Regions from separate parts of the Mus musculus genome. Here region 2 is linked to region 1. Evidence: chromatin loops called from intact Hi-C (ENCODE). Cell type or tissue: left cerebral cortex. All regions are shown on one strand. Links, peaks and the distances in the headings refer to the core of each region. The heading gives the core; the rest is flanking DNA.

Region 1 (8,196 bases), core at 1,016-6,015:
GGGACTAGACAAGGCTGCCCACTTTCTCCCTACCTATTCAATATAGTACTTGAAGTCCTAGCCAGAGCAATTCGACAACAATAGGAGATCAAGGGGATACAAATTGTAAAGGAAGAAGTCAAAATATTACTATTTGCAGATGATATGATAGTGACCCTAAAAATTCCACCAGAGAACTTCTAAACCTGATAAACAGCTTCAGTGCAGTAGCTGGATATAAAATTAACTCAAACAAATCAATTGCCTTTCTCTACACAAAGGATAAACAGGATGAGAAAGAAATTAGGGAAACAACACCCTTCACAATAGTCACAAACAATATAAAATACCTTGGTGTGACTCTAACTAAGGAAGTGAAAGATCTGTATGATAAGAACTTCAAGTCTTTGAAAAAAGAAATTGAAGATCTCAGAAGATGGAAAGATCTCCCATGCTCATGGATTAGCAGGATTGATATCATAAAAATGGCCATCTTGCTGAAAGCAATCTACAGATTCAATGCAATCCCCATCAAAATTCCAACTCAATTCTTCACTGAGTTAGAAAGGGCAATTTGCAAATTCATCTGGAATAACAAAAAATCAAGAATAGCAAAAACTATTCTCAACAATAAAAGAACCTCTGGTGGAATCACCATGCCTGACCTCAAGCTGCACTACAGAACAATTGTGATAAAAACTGCCTGGTGCTGGTATAGTGACAGACAAGTAGACCAATGGAATAGAATTGAAGACCCAGAAATGATCCCACTTGATTACAAGGTCACTTGATTACAAGGGAGTTAAAACCATCCAGTGGAAAAAAGACAGCATTTTCAACAAATGGTGCTGGCACAACTGGCAGTTATCATGTAGAAGAATGCTAATTGACCCATTCTTATCTCCTTGTACAAAGCTCAAGTCTAAGTGGATCAAAGACCTCCACATAAAACTGGAGACACTGAAATTTATAGAGAAGAAAGTGGGGAAAAACCTTGAAGATATGGGCACAGAGGAAAAATTCCTGAACAGAACAGCAATGGCTTGTGCTGTAAGATCAAGAATCGACTAATGGAACCTCATAAAATTGCAAAGCTTCTGTAGGGCAAAAAATACTATCAATAAGACAAAAAGGCCACCAAGAGATTGGGAAAGAATTTTTACCCATCCTAAATCTGATAGGGGACTAATACCCAATATATACAAAGAGCTCAAGAAGCTGAACTCCAGAAATTCAAATAACCCCATTAAAAAATGGGGTACAGAGTTAAACAAAGAATTCTCAATTGAGGAATACCGAAGGGCTCAGAGGCACTTGAAAAAATGTTCAACATCCTTAATCATCAGGGAAATGCAAATCAAAACAACCCTGAGATTCCTCCTCACACCAGTCAGAATGGATAGGACCAAAAATTCAGGTGACAGCAGATGCTGGCGAGGATGTGGAGAAAGAGGAACACTCCTCCATTGCAGGTGGGATTGCAAGCTTGTACAACCACTCTGGAAATCAGTCTGGCGGTTCCTCATTAAACTGGACATAGTACTACAGGAAGATCCAGCAATACCTCTCATGGGCATATACCCAGTAGATGTTCCAACTGGTAATAAGAACACATGCTCCACTATGTTCATAGCAGCCTTATTTATAATAGCCAGAAGCTGGAAAGAACCCAGATGTCCCTCAACAAAGGAATGGATATAAAAAAATGTGGTACTTTTACACAATGGAGTACTATTCAGCTATTAAAAACAATGAATTTATGAACTTCTTAGGCAAATGGATGGATCTGGAGGATATCATCCCGAGTGAGGTAATCCAATCACAAAACAAGTGTCTTGATATGCACTCACTGATAAGTGGATATTAGCCCAGAAACTTAGAATCCCCAAGATACAATTTGCCAAACACAAGAAAATCAAGAAGAGGGATGACCAATGTGTGGATACTTCATTCCTCCCTAGAATGGGGATGAAAATACCCATGGAAGGAGTTACAGAGACAAAGTTTGGAGCTAAGATGAAAGGATGGACCATCCAGAGACTGCTCCACCCGGTGGTTCATCCCATAATCAGCCAACAAACACAGACACTATTGCATATGCCAGCAAGATATTGCTGAAAGAACCCTGATACAGCTGTCTCTTGTGAGGCTATCCCAGTGCCTGGCAAATACAGAAGTGGATGCTCAAAGTCATCTGTAGGATGGAACACAGGGTCCCCAATGGAGGAGCTAGACAAAGTACCCAAGGAGCTGAAGGGTTCTGCAACCCTATAGGTGGAACAACAATATGAACTAACCAGTACCCCCAGAGCTCGTGTCACTAGCTGCATATGTAGCAGAAGATGGGCTAGTTGGCCATCATTGGGAAGAGAGGCCCCTTTGTCTTGCAAACTTTTTATGCCTCAGTACAGGAGAATCCCATGGCCAAGAAGTGGGAGTGAGTGGGTAGGGGAGCAGGGTGAGGGGAGGGTACAGGGGTAAATGAAGAAAATATCTAATAAAAAATTTAAAAAAAAAAGAAAATGTCAGAGTTGGGTGGGGGCAGGTAGAGTCAAGCCTGGCATTGAACTTCTAATCCTCCTCCACCTCTGAAGTCCTGGAATTAAAAGCGTGCTGCACCCACCCAAACAAGTGTTTATTAAAGTGGAGCCTGGCTTACCTACTGAAATCATGTTATTGAGGTTCTCCATCATGATTTCCCTGTACAGGCACTTCTGTTGGCGATCTAGCAGTGCCCACTCTTCCTCGGTAAATCTCAGTGATACATCTTCAAACTTCACAGATTCCTAAAAGCCATAAGATGCAGTTCAGCCGCAGGTTTTCCTCTTCCATGGTGTCAGAAAAATAGAAAGGCTGAGCAAGATGACCCAGCTACATTTTACTTATCTCATGTTCCTTTGTCTGAATCCTTGAGCAAATCGGTCTGACACTAATCAGGGGACAAGTGAGACTGTGGTCTATGAAAACCTGTTCATTTCTCACTAACCAGGGGATAGGACTGTTGGCTCCCATCTATACCTCTTTTCTTGTTTTTGAATTATCACTTCTTTAAAGTAGCTGCTGAAAACTAAACATGAGCCTCTTATCTTCTAACACCTGTCAGTTTCTCTCAACCAGATCCCCAGCTTTTGTTGTTGTTGTTGTTGTTCTGTCGAGATAGGGTTTCTCTGTATAGCCCTGGCTGTCCTGGAACTCACTCTGTAGACCAGGCTGGCCTCAAACTCAGAAATCGGGCCTGCCTCTGCCTCCCAAGTGCTGGGATTAAAGGCTTGTGCCACCAAAGCCTGGCCAGATCCCCAGCTTTAAAAAAAAAAAAAAAAAAAGTTGAAAAGGACTGGTGAGATGGCTCAGTGGGTAAAGGCTACCAAGCCTGAGTTTGATTGATCTCCAGGACTCATGTTGAAAGAAGGGTAGCAATCCGGAAAGGTGCCCACAAGCAGGCAATAGCACACATGTGCATACCCACACACAAAATAAATGTAATAGAAACATTTTTTGTTTTTGAATTGAAAAGCTTCAATCTGGCTTGCCTCAATCTGGCTTGCCAGTTCCAGTTCAGAAATCGGTTTGTTTGTTTCTTCTATTCTAACCCCCCTCTTGGGCAGTCCTTCAACTCCTCCCGTAACTCTAGGGTATTTGAGAGCAAACATCTCACCACTAGCCGGCCCCTGAGCCGTCACAAAAGCTGAAAAGAAGCCTTTACTCACATGGGGCCAGGTTGTTGGAAGCGTGGAAGCCATACTGTCCTCAGTGTTCTCTAGCGGTAGGAGGCAGAATGCTGATCGTCCTGAAGGTGGAAGAGGCACTAAGGAATGTGCCCAGTGGCTCCCCCACTTCTGCCCATATTCCGACCTCTGCAGGACATAACCAGTCCGCCCCAAAATTGCCAAGTGCCCAGTGAGTCCTCTCCCCGACTCCCATAAGCTTACAAAACAGGTTCCCCTCTAACCGAGAGGGGATGGTTGATGTCCTCCAATCCAGAATGCGGTCGGTTTTCTTAAACCGTGTTCCCCATCTAGAACGGGATGCCTCCTCAGGATCCGGACCCACGACTACACACCTTCTCCGGGGTCCATAGAAGTGGAGCCACTAACGAAGCCGACACTGGACTCCGGAGGCTGCAAATGAAACAGAAGATAGGAGTTGTCCCCGACGGGCTTTCACGCAGCGTTACGAGTGCTTGCGATAAACACAATGGCTCTTGCCTGTCGGTCTAGCCCCTGAGTCGGCTCGCTGGTCCGGACTACAACTCCCAGGCGCCCCCGCGGACGTCGAGCGGCGGCAATCTGTTGGCGTCCTTCCTGTTGGCAGGCTAAGCCGAAGTCCGTAAGCGTCTGCTACTGGCTGCTAAAGAACTAGGATGAAGCCTTTGAAGGAGGCTACTAAGATGCTAAGCATCTCCGTGGACAGAGACCGAGACTAGGAGGGAGTCGAACCCACTAACAGGAGCAAATGAACTTGGACAAACCGGAAGAAGTGCTGGTGTTAGATCGGCTGGGGGATGCTCGCCTTGTAGCAGAGTAAGGAGGGCGGAAGGAGGGCGGAAGGAGGGGACACACAGAATACACAGCTCGACTAGTGTAGAGGGGAGGGACCCGGATGGGGACTGGCTGTGGGTCGAAGGCAAGAGAAGACAAAGTCATTTAACCGAGTTTCCTTAGGGGAAGGAGAAAAGAATGCAATCGTGCTGTAGTTTCAGCGGTGTCCTTAAAGGGAGAGGAAGAAAGGACTAAACCGTAGAAACAGAAAGCCATTAGGCATTGGAATTAAAATTTTACTCGTTTCTATGAGAGGACAGGCGTTTGCGTCCAGATCTGTAGAGTGAGCAGGGTTGTATGGTTTAGGCAGGGTTGTATGGTCTTACAACGTTTAGGTGGTAAGTGTGGAGACCTGGTGGACTTGAAGGATATGGTAGGCTACACTAAATGTCCTCTCCAGTTTTCCCCAGCAGAGGAAGGGATGTAGTGAAAATTCTAGAATTTTGGTTTCTTGAAAAAAAAAAAAACCAAATATTATAAGAAGGTGCTTTTATTTTGATTCCGGGTATAGGGACGTAGGGCTGCTTCCGACTGCCTGAAGCAACTGACCATGATTTATTTGCCTTGTGCTCTAGCAGAATCGCGGTTCTGTCTGCAGCAGAGTTTTGGTAATTGTGTTATATTTGGAACTCTGGGAACTTTTCAGAGGGTATATAAATGTTAGAGCCCGATAGGCTGGGGGCTGGGGTGGGCCAGTTGTTGGTTGTATAGGGAGGAGGTTGGTTGTAGTTTGTTAGTAGCTGAGGCCAAAGGAGAAGCAAGAGAAAAGAAATCAGATTCGGGGATCTTCCTAATCACTCTCTCCCCTCTACTCTTGTTCCTTTCCTGTCTAGTGTTAGGGGGTAGAAAGGGGGGTAAGGATAATAATGGGAGGAAAAAGAGAACCGACAAAGTAGCAAAGACCAGTTACAAAGGGACACGGAGGATCAGAGATGTATGAGGAGAATTAAAATTACCCTCAGTCCCAGGGAGGCTAACTGTAAATATCCATGCATATGGAGAGCTCTTAGGGCAGCTTCTAGGAATTTGGCAGAAATTTGACATTAGACTAGAACACAGAAGTAGGCTCAGGCAAGAATTTGACTTTGGGCTAGGACAAGAAAGTAGGCTCAAGATCTTGATCATCTTGTAAGTCCCTGAATACCACGGGACCTTGTTTATTGCCTTGTTTGTTCCTTGACTGAAAACTGACCTTATTCTCTGCATGTACTTAGAATGGCATAAAAACAGACTGGAGAAAAATAAACCCACTTCAGCCTCTGCACAGGTTTGAGTGGTATTAAGTCTAATTGTCTTTTTCTTTTCAATCCTCACTCCCTCCCTTGAGACCCTGTTGACTGACTGAGCTGGCTTGATCACACACAGGGATTCATTTGTACGATACACATCAAGAGGATGTGGGTTCTGGTAATGCCAGTTATTAGGTAACCTGTGACTAGGTTTGTTCCTATTGGCAGATTAGATTGGGGGAACCTGAAGTCTGCCCCTGATCATAATTTGGTATGTTTGTAACTCTAGACAGCTCAGAACAACAAAGAATTCTGTTGTGTTCCTTATACTGTCTAGTATTCTATTCCTAGGGTCTCTTTATATTCTGTTCTGATTTATGTAATCTTGTCTTATTTGGGATCCAGACATACTGATGCCTAGAGCCTAGCGACCTATCCTTCTCAACCCAGGGTTTATGTATTCCTTTGAGGTTTCTAAATAGGGTTGGCAACACTGTGTCTAACTGTGGTCATGCTTCTTATTCTTACGGCTAAAATAGACTACATATTGTTCTTAATGTTTTTTTAAATTTTATTTTATGTATATGTGTACACTGTAGCTATCTTCCGATGCATCAGAAGAGGGCGTCAGATCTCATTACAGATGGTTGTGAGCCACCATGTGGTTGCTGGGAATTGAACTCGGGACATCAGGAAGAAGAGTCAGTGCTCTTAACTGCTGAGCCATCTCTCTAGCCCTGTTAATTTTTTCTGCAATTAATTTTTATATTTGGTATTGACTCAGATTATTATGCCACTTTTACTATGATAATACTTCCTTGGAATTTTTCATTCATTCATTCATTCCATTTCATCCTGGATCACATATATCCCAGACTGTCCTTGAACTTTGTAGTTAAGGTTAACCTTGAATTCCTAATCTTCTTGCTTGCACCTTCCTAGAGCAAGGAGTACAGATGTGGGCCACGGTGCTCATCTTTCTGTGGTGCTGGTATCGGAACTCAGAGCTTTGTGGCATATTAGGCAAACACCGATGACTGAGCTAAATCGTTAGCCCTCCTTAGAATCTCGTAGCTTTCAGAAGGACCATACCCATTGAATAAGTAATTGGTTCCTGTTTTAATATTTCAAATTAAATAACCCTGGCTGTTTGGCAGACTATTATTGTGTGACAGAGTTGTGGAAAATAGTCATTGACCGACGGGTTTTATTTTAGATGTCAGTGTGAGTTTGTTTATGAGGATCATCCAATGGTTCAATAGAGAGAGAGCTTTATTATTTTAAGGAGGCAAGTTCTCTTTTCAGTTAAAAGTTGGTTCTTATTTTTAAATGTTAAAGCTGGGTGGTGGTGTTGCACACCTTTAGTCCCAGTACTTTGGGAGGCAGAGGCAGGTGGCTCTCTGTAAGTTCAAGCCTAGCCTACTTAGTCTACAGGGTGAGCTCCAGGACAGCCAGGAATGCACAGAGAAAGAAACCCTGTCTTGAAAAACAAACAAACCAAAACAGTTCATTAATTTTTTTGTTTGATTTAGTGTGTGTGTGTGTGTGTTTATGTGTGTGTGTGTGTGTGTGCGTGTGTGCGCGCGCGTGCGCGCATGCACATGCACATTCATACCACAGTGTACATGTGGAGTCAGGGGAAAGCTTTCAGGAATTGGTTTTGTCCTTCCTTCATGTGGGTTGCAGGAATAGAACCTAGGTGGGCAGATTAAGTAGGAAGTGTTTTACTTGACGAGCCATCTCAGTGGCTTGAAAATTGATTTTTAAAGAGCTTACATTTATTTATTGTGCATGTTTGTATTTCGGCACCACAACATATGTAGTGTGTACAGGAAGTAACTTGAGGAGTTTGGTTCTGTCCTTCCATCTGCAGGTTCTGGAGATTGTGTCCACATTTCTAGAGTGGACAGGGTTACTGGTCTCTCAAGGTTAAGGTGTGCTCCTAGTGGTGGTGGTGGACTGGATTGTATCCAGTAGGACGAACCTAAAGTCTGGATCAAACTTTGCTTTCTAGTTTCTGGGGTTTTTTTTTTTTTCTTGTTTACTTATATATTACATACCTGTGAATGGTTATACACATCCAGAACAAAAGGAAATATTAGCAGTTTTGATTTAAAAATTTTAGATGTTCTTGTTTTGTAAATAGATAAAATAGACATGTGCTAAAACTATTGGGGGAAAGGTAAAAGAAATAGAAAACATACTTAAAAATCCAATATGATTTATTTTTCTTTCTCTCTTTCTTTCTTTCTTTCTTTCTTTCTTTTTTTTCTTTCTTTTTTTTTTTGTTTTTTTTTGTTTTTTTTTGTCTCAGTATGTAGCCCTGGCTGGCCTGGAACTTATTATGGTTATCAGGCTGGCTTCCAACTCACAGTGATCTACTTACCTCTGCCTCTGAGTGCTGGAATAAAAGTTTTGTGCCACCATGTTCAGCCCAGTTGAAAACTTTT
Region 2 (8,196 bases), core at 1,415-6,414, 1.6 Mb before region 1:
TGCGAGTAAAAGTGGTTTAAGGGTACAGAGTGATGCATCCTAGACACTGTTATTATGACTTGGGTGTTGGCAGTCTACTAAAGGGAAAAGAAATTTTTTTTAAGTTGCCTACATTTTAATGCAATTTATTCATTCTTTCACAACTTGGTACACACATAATATACTAAGGACTTTAAATTTTTTTATTTGAATAAATCTGTTATGAAAATATTTCAAGAATGATTGTTCTGAAGCAAGTGACAGCCTTACTATAGCTGTAAGAGGAAGCATCAAAGGTAAGCATTTGAAAATGAAAATAATCTCATAAAAATCAATACATAATACCAAACCAATCAAAATGCAACAATATTTACATGAGTATTGTGTTACAGCGTACATCCATGTCTTCCTTGTTGTAAGTTTACAAAAACCTTGGGATATACAAAATGTTGAGTGCTACCATCCCACCCTCTACCGCCTCAGGAGGCTGCACAGAAAATGAGTCCTTCCACATAGAACCAAAGCAGTTCTGGAGCTGACTCACTTATAAACCACAAGACACCATGATCACATACAAACACAGAAGCGACATACCTGTTTTACCTTTCAACTGAACTGCTGTTCAATTACTGTAAGTAATTATGGGTGTGTTTTCACAGACTGACAGTCCTAGCCTCTGAAACACTTCAGAGGCGAGCACATGTGAGCATGCTATTCTTTCATACAGCAAAAGCCAGCATTTTAATTAAAAATTTTTATTTCTGTGATACAGAATCCCTAGAGTCCAAATAAGGAAAACTCAAAACACTACCAAATCATAGAACAAAACAGTATGTAAGATAAGTCAAATAATCCTCACTCAGTAAATTTATTCCCATCAATCATCAGGTTTATAATAAGATTACTTTTTTCCAAGTCTCAAGTTCTAATCAATTAATAACCCATTCTTTAAAATAGAATGAAAAACTATGACCAACAGAAGACACACAAGCATTTAGCACGTTGTCAAAATAAAAGGTCTTTGTTAAAAGCTGCTGACATTTCTGTCAGTAGTAACCATATGGAGGCCGCTGGTTGTGGCCATACTGTGTGTACTATTGTTGATAGTAGGGCTCTGGTCTCTGCTGTGGGTAGTTGTTGTTACCCCATGTCCATCCATGCCACTGATTTGACCGGTTGTCAGTTGGCCATCCTTGTCTGTTATCCCTACCTCTAAATTGTCTGTTGTCTTGCAGCCAGTTGCCTCTATTTCTTTGGTTACCACCAGCTCTGCTATTCCATTCCTCAACAATTGGAGGGGACTCAGGAGGGCGTTTCAAGTATTCCTGGTATTCTTTGCCATCTTTCGTGAATCTGCTTGCAAACATGTCTTCAAAATTTGGAATTACTTCAGAAGTATCACTCATCTTGAAGTTCTGTACAATTTTTAAGATCCTTCTCGGGATGCGCTGGAGACCTCAGCAGTCTACACTGCACCCCGGGGAAAAGAAATCTAAAAGATTTATCTTTAAAATTTTTTTGCAGGCGTGTGTGAGGGGTGTGCCAATGCATCACATGTATATGTCAAAAATTTAAAGAATCAAAGTGTAATTTCTATGCCAGGAGGAAAGAAAGAAAACCTTTTAAAAAATATTTTTAGGATTTGTTTTAGTAATTTGTGTGTATATGTGAATGTTCACACATGCATACGGGTACCCACAAGACCAGAAGAGGGCATCAGATCTCTTAGAGCTGAAGTTATAGGTGGTGATGCAACTTGGAACTGAACTGAGGTCCTCTGGAAGGGCATCAAGTTGTTTGTAACCACTGAGCCACTACCCCAACCCCCTAAAACGTTTCAAACCAACATTAACAAGCATGAGCAAACACTAAGCCCTAGGCTTACTGCACATAAGACTGGATTTTGTGACTGTTATTCATGTATGTATGTATGTATATATATATATATATATATATATATATGTATGTATGTATGTATGTATGTATGTATGTATGTATGTATGTATATGTATATGTATATATATGATACTTTTTGACATACCTTGACATATGATCTTCTTCTTTAGCATCTTTCACCCTGGCGCTGAAACTTCTCAGGGTGAAGTTTAATGAATCCCCTTTACAATGTGCCAGTGTACAAATGTATATATTTACTCCTATCCTTCAGACTTCATGGTGGCCACTGCATATAGTCCGAGAGCTGCATCAGAAACAGAAGAAAAGGGAAGAAGGCAACGGAACTAGAACTTCTGACTAAAATCATTACATAACATTTTGGATTCATAATGAGACAGTTCTATGCTGTCCTGGGTCTCAGCTTAAGTCTGAAAGACAGCATGGTAAGACCACTATTGAGCTTTAATAAAGTACACTGTTTATATTTGAGCTATGTATCAGCAACTAATTTTGTATTGGATTCAGAACACTGGCTTTATTACTGAATAATTTTGTCTACATTTCTGTTTTTTTTTTGTTTGTTTTTTTTGTTTTGTTTTTTTTTTTTTGAGACAGGGTTTTTCTGTATAGCCCTGCTGGCTGTCCTGGAACTCACTTTGTAAACCAGGCTGGCCTCGAACTCAGAAATCTGCCTGCCTCTGGCTCCCAAGTGCTGGGATTAAAGGCGTGCACCACCACTGCCCAGCTCATTTCTGTATTTTTGACATTAAATCCAGTCCAAAATTCAGAAAAGATAGTTGATGTCAATGAGAGGGAAACCAAGAAATAATAAATAGTATCTACCTCAAAAAAAAAAAAAAAAAAGACCACTATCGAGTCATAGTAAAACTCAACAGTAACTCCACTTTCTGTCCTTAGTTTTTTATTTTAGACTCTACCTGTTGGGGTTGAGATCTTGAAAGCACAGTCTATAGTCTTTCTGCTTGCTCCATTTTTAATACTATATGCAAATTCTAAATATATCTTAGGGGTTTTGTTGTTGTTGTTTTGTTTTAGGTAAGGTCTTGCAGACTGATGCCAGATTCACTATGTAGACAACTGTAGTCTTGAACTTGCAGGGATCCTCCTGCCTCAGACTACTGAATTCTTGGATCTTGCATGTGCCATTTACTCCTACCTTAAAGTTAATATTTTTAAAGCTTATCCAACCTAACTTTCTACTAAAATTGTTTGATAGGGATTTTTAGGTGGGGAAAGTGAAGCCTAGAAGCTGAAAGTTATCTGGGATTGGTTGTGCAGCATATGATCCTAGAAATAAGGAAGCCCGAATTTGAAACTGGATTTCTCAATTCTAGTTAACAAACAAACAAACAAACCTGGACTCTACCCAATTTCAATGCCCTTGGATAACTTATTGAACTTTTCTGAGGCTCAGCTTCCTTCTCTCTTCAATACTGATAGCACCAGTAATTACACTGATGATTTAGAATTAAATGAGAATATAGCCACACTTCTGAACCCAAAGATTGCAGACCTATAGATTGAGTCTACCACAGATCGGGAAGGGGTATATCTGTGTTAACTATAAATGTTCATTATACCTGTGTTACTTCCAAAATAGTGCAGTATAACAGTTATTTGTGTGGTGCTTACTTTATATTCTGTATTAAAGTAATCCTGAGGTGATTTAAAGAATGCAATAGTGTATACATTATATTAAAACACCGCACCATTTGACATAAAGAATTTGAGCATCAAGCGTCCTCTAGCGTCCTAGCATCCCCTCCATGCATTTTGAGATGCGGTTTGCCTGAAAATCATTTACTACATTACCTGTCTCCAAGACTCCATTTATTCCGCAAAGGTTCTTTCCTATAACAGAGCATTGAATAACACTGTCTCCTAATTTCGCAGTACTTTCCCCATTGTGTCGCGAAGAATGTTTTTTGTAACAAGGCACACAAAAAGATCAGCCTAATGTGTGGAGTCCATTCAGGTAGGAAAGAGTAAATGCCTTCTGCTGGCGGTCAGAGCAGCGCCTGCCCCTCCCTTCCCCTTCCTAAAGTATCCAGGACGCCTGCGTAGGAGCCCGGCGTGTCCTCTAGGACTTACCCAGAAGGCAGCGCTTCACTCTCAGGTCAAAATGGCGGGCCGATCTGCTGGTGAGTAATTACTCCTCCTTTGTGGGTATCGTGGAGCGGTTGTATTTTCTCACGAACTTGTTCTCCTTTTGCGTTAGCTAAATAGCTAGTTTGTGATAAGAGACGTGGCGACCCAGCAGCTCAAAGGACAGGTTTCGCTGAGCCAGGTCGGGCCTGCCTGAGGGTTAGAACAGGGACCTCTGCCGGAAGGAGCCCAGCGGGGCTGACCGGGTTCGGCCTCCTTCCCCTCCGCCTTGGGACAGCTTAGGGAGGTGAGGAGGTCAGCAGACGACAGCCACAGCGAGTAGTGGGGAGCATTTGGAGTCAGGCGCAGGCCACTTCAGTGACAGTGATCGGAGCAAACAGCGCCCGAGCCCGCATGACGCTCCTAAGACTTGTCAGAAGAATTAAAAGGAAGTAAGATAGGGTTATAGTGAGGTTTCAGGTTAACCTTGGCATATCTGGACGGTGAGCTGGGGCTGCAGGGCTGTAAGGACTTTTGTTTAATGTAGGCACTAGAACAAATTTGAGATAGAGTGCCAGAATGTTTTCACATCAAATATTACTCACCCTCTCCCCTCCTATTTTTTTTTAAAGCTTAATCTTTGCCCACTGATGGTATACGTTGGAATAGTCTTTAAAAACAATACTGATAACCTTCTCACAGTCCCTGGAAATTCTGAAGGCATTAATTTTACCCATTTGACACAATTTTAGGAAAAGTATTCTGTTTTGTTGAGTTTAATACTTACGTAAGCCAGCTTCCTTTTCTGCAACAGGCTTTTGATCTATAATGTGGCAAACAGAGTAGTGCCTGACACATTTGTTAAGTAAATATTAATCGATATTATAATCACTGCTGTGTTAACAATTTAGTTCTTATGCTTTTTTTTAATATTTTTATTTTTTGAGCCAGGGTAGCCCAAGTTAGCTGTGTATTGAAGAATGACCTTGAACCTCTGATTCTTTTTTCCTCCACCCTAAAAATGCTGGAATTGCAGGAATGAATCACTATGCATGTTTTATGTAGTGCTGGAGTTGGAGCCCAGGGCTTTGTGGTGTATGTTAGGCAAGCAATATACCAACTGAGCATTAGCCCTTGACAATTTAAATTTCTCTTAGAAACAATTTTATGCATGACTTCTAATTTAAAGGTTGGAGGAAGCCATGTAGTAATCTGTACTGAGGATTAGGAAATTAGAAGGAGATAATAAGAAGGGAGCCTCTTTTTCCTTCTATGGTAAGAAAGTAGCCTTAACGCTTAGGGACTGAGAATATAGCTCAGTTGGTAAAAAGTTTGCCTTGCAATGTAAATACTGGCCTGATTTCGGTTCTCAGAACCCATTTTGTTTGTTGAGCTTTTTCTTTTTAAATAAACTGAGTTCCATTATATGAGACACGTCTCAGTAGCCCTAATCCATGCTTTTAATCCTAGAGCTGGAGACAAGGAAACAAGTGATCTTGGGGTTCACTGGCCTTTTAGCCTAATGTACTTGGCACTTCCAAGCCAGTGAGAGATGCCATCTCAAAAATGAAAAGGATGACAACGTCCTCTGGCAGTCACATGTTCCCTCCCCTACCCCTCACATTTTAAAAAGAAAGGTTAAGCTTGCTCTATCTTCTTTCTTGTACCACGTCTGGTCAACATCAGGCACTCTCCTGCTTCCTTGCCTCTTCTCCTTTACCTCTCTCAGGCTCAGTCTTCTTCCCCAAATGGTTTAAGTTTGTTTTTGAATAGAGTTTTTTGCATGCTAGGCACGAACTCTAAGGCTGAACCATATTCCCAGCCCCTATTTTAGTTTTTGTATCTCTGTTTGTTTGTTTGTTTGTTTGTTTGTTTACACAAGGCTTGGTATTCACAGTCTCAACTTCCTGCATGCTGAGATTACAGGCATGCTTTGTTACATTAAGAGATTTAAATTTAACATTGAATGTTTCTTCTTATCCATGTTCAAATACTATTATTCCCTTGACGAACAGTTTGCTGTTTGAGAAAAGGAAAATAGGCTTCTTTTACTAATATATTGGTATTTAAATTAGCTGATAGTATGAAAGTTTTTCTAGAAATAATTATAAATTATATTTTATGTAAAATTATAATTTTAAGGATGATAGCCAAATAAGACAATGTAAACTAAAAGTTTTGGAGACTAGAGGCCTGCCACTTAACCTGAAATCTTATAGCTCCACCTCCTTGGAAAAGAAAAAGTTATTTCCGCAGCTACAAAAGACAGAAGTGCTTCAGATCCTTTCCTGTCTCTGGTCCTTCAGTTCTTATGGTAGCAGGAGAAGGGTGTTGGACTCTGAGAACCCAAAGTGGCAGGAAGTATACCTGTGGCTATTAGGCACCTTTAGTTTTGAGTTTACCATTTGTTCCCACAGTGTCATGAGTGAAATGATTATCTACATTGTATACAAGGGGATTCTTAGGTTTATAAGATAACTGGTTCTTTACCAATTGGTCTATTGCTTTGTAAGTATATTGTAGCAACTAACATTGTGGTAATTATAGTTTCAGCATCAAGCAAGTGGCTGGATGGTTTTCGAAAGTGGTATTATAATGCTGCAGGATTCAATAAACTGGGTGAGTATCCATTCTGTGGTCCTCCTTCTCTTGTTCTCCCTGAATTCAGTACTTTTAAAGAATTCCTATAGTTCAAAAGAGATCATTTGTTTTTGTGTGTATCAGATTTAAAAATAAACTGTTTTTGAATTTTTGATCTTTATGTGGTGTTTGAACTTAGTGTTGTCTACTTAGCAGTGAACTTCACATTGTGGTCTAGAAGCCGAATGGAAGCATCAGCAGATCTTAGGGTTTCTTGGTATAAATTTGAGTTCTTTATGCCTTTAAAAAATTTATCAGTTGCACATATACCAAGGTGTGCTTGTGGAGGTTAGAGGAAGACTTCTGGAAGCTAGTTCTCCTTCCTTCATGGTGTCCAGGGATCAGACTTTGGACTGTAAATAGTACCTTCACCTGCCTACCCACCTCCCTGGTCAGTCCCAGTTATATCATATAATGATCTCAGATTAGAAGAAGAGATGGGGTCCACATGGTTTCAAGGTCAAGGTACACATTTTACATGCTTTCTGAACTGATTCATAGTGCTTTTAAAAAGCCTATATATTTCTTCAAGCAGTAACTTGGGCCTAAAACACATTTGGTTTCTATCTTTCTTTGTTCATTAGAAGAGAAAAGTTCTATGTGGAGGAGATAGCTCAGTGACTCCACAGGTCTGATGATCTGAGTTCAGAACCCACATAAAAGTTGACACAGCGCAAGCAGTGTGCTACTCTGGGAAGGTGGGAGCAGAGACAGGAATCGCTAGACACTGGGTGGTTAGCTTATATAGTAGCAGCACAGGGACGATCTCAAACAAGGTGAAAACTCAAGGACTGATACCTCAGGTTTACCCTTTGGCCTCCACATGTACTGGAGATACGTGTGTACATGTACACATACACACACACACACACACACACACACACACACACACACACACATACATGAAAAGCTCCTACCAGATATGGTGAGTTATGTAATTTTATTATTGGGGAGGCAGAGGCAAGAAGATGGTTGTTTCGAGGCAAATGAGTCTAAGGCTGATTGGGAAGAAACAAATGATTCTCTATGAGTTCAATGCTAGCAATGGCTACAAAATGAGGCTGTCTGAAAAGTGCAAAACAAACAAAAATCACTTTTTTTGGATTGTTCTTTAATCTGGTTCTTCTGTTCCTATTGCAGGGTTAATGCGAGATGATACACTACATGAAACTGAAGATGTAAAAGAAGCCATAAGAAGGCTTCCTGAGGACCTTTATAATGACAGGATGTTTCGAATTAAGAGAGCCCTGGACCTGACTATGAGGCATCAGATCTTGCCTAAGGATCAGTGGACAAAATATGAGGAGGTAGAACAGGTTTGATGTGTCTAGCAGTGTTAGTCACTCAAGATGCAGTATCAGAAACAGGAGAAACATGCTTGTTTGTTCAGTGTTTTAGTGTTCTCCACATCATGCTACATAAGTAGCATTTCAGCAACCAGGTGAGGTTAGTAGAAAGCTGTTGGCTCTATTTTAAATAACAACAAGGTGAGACTTGGAGGTGAAGTGACTTCTGACATCACTAAGCTAGTCTTTAGTATGGAAAGCCTGGGCTAGAATTCAGATTTTTCTGCCT

What was found. Hi-C counts contacts between places; a loop is a spot of excess contacts. Peaks named below come from ENCODE experiments on the same cell type or tissue, not always from the same donor. Only the 100,000 strongest peaks of a DNase experiment are listed, where the experiment ranks them.
Region 2: a loop joins it to region 1, with 4 times the contacts of the local background. A loop is called at or near these places in 2 of 42 quality-filtered maps.

Annotation. Positions count from the first base shown.
Region 1 is chr13:65,274,831-65,283,026 of GRCm38, reverse strand. It overlaps Zfp369 (zinc finger protein 369), which reads right to left and starts at 4,173. Exons shown (of 8, transcript NM_178364.5): 1 at 4,040-4,173; 2 at 3,687-3,766; 3 at 2,639-2,765. The coding sequence starts at 4,055. In left cerebral cortex, for the core only: a CTCF peak has its summit at 3,728; DNase peaks (open chromatin) are centred at 3,772, 4,310 and 4,488; H3K4me3 peaks cover 2,298 bases; H3K27ac peaks cover 1,677 bases.
Region 2 is chr13:66,901,134-66,909,329 of GRCm38, reverse strand. It overlaps Uqcrb (ubiquinol-cytochrome c reductase binding protein), which reads left to right and starts at 3,980. Exons shown (of 4, transcript NM_026219.2): 1 at 3,980-4,037; 2 at 6,529-6,600; 3 at 7,762-7,928. The coding sequence starts at 4,019. Gm10767 (predicted gene 10767) reads right to left here and starts at 3,915. Exons shown (of 3, transcript NM_001177750.1): 1 at 3,709-3,915; 2 at 2,021-2,179; 3 at 164-1,449. The coding sequence starts at 1,385. The coding sequence ends at 1,074. It also overlaps a transcript of Mterf3 not described here. In left cerebral cortex, for the core only: CTCF peaks have their summits at 1,703 (motif pointing right) and 3,680; a DNase peak (open chromatin) is centred at 3,986; H3K4me3 peaks cover 2,097 bases; H3K27ac peaks cover 1,451 bases.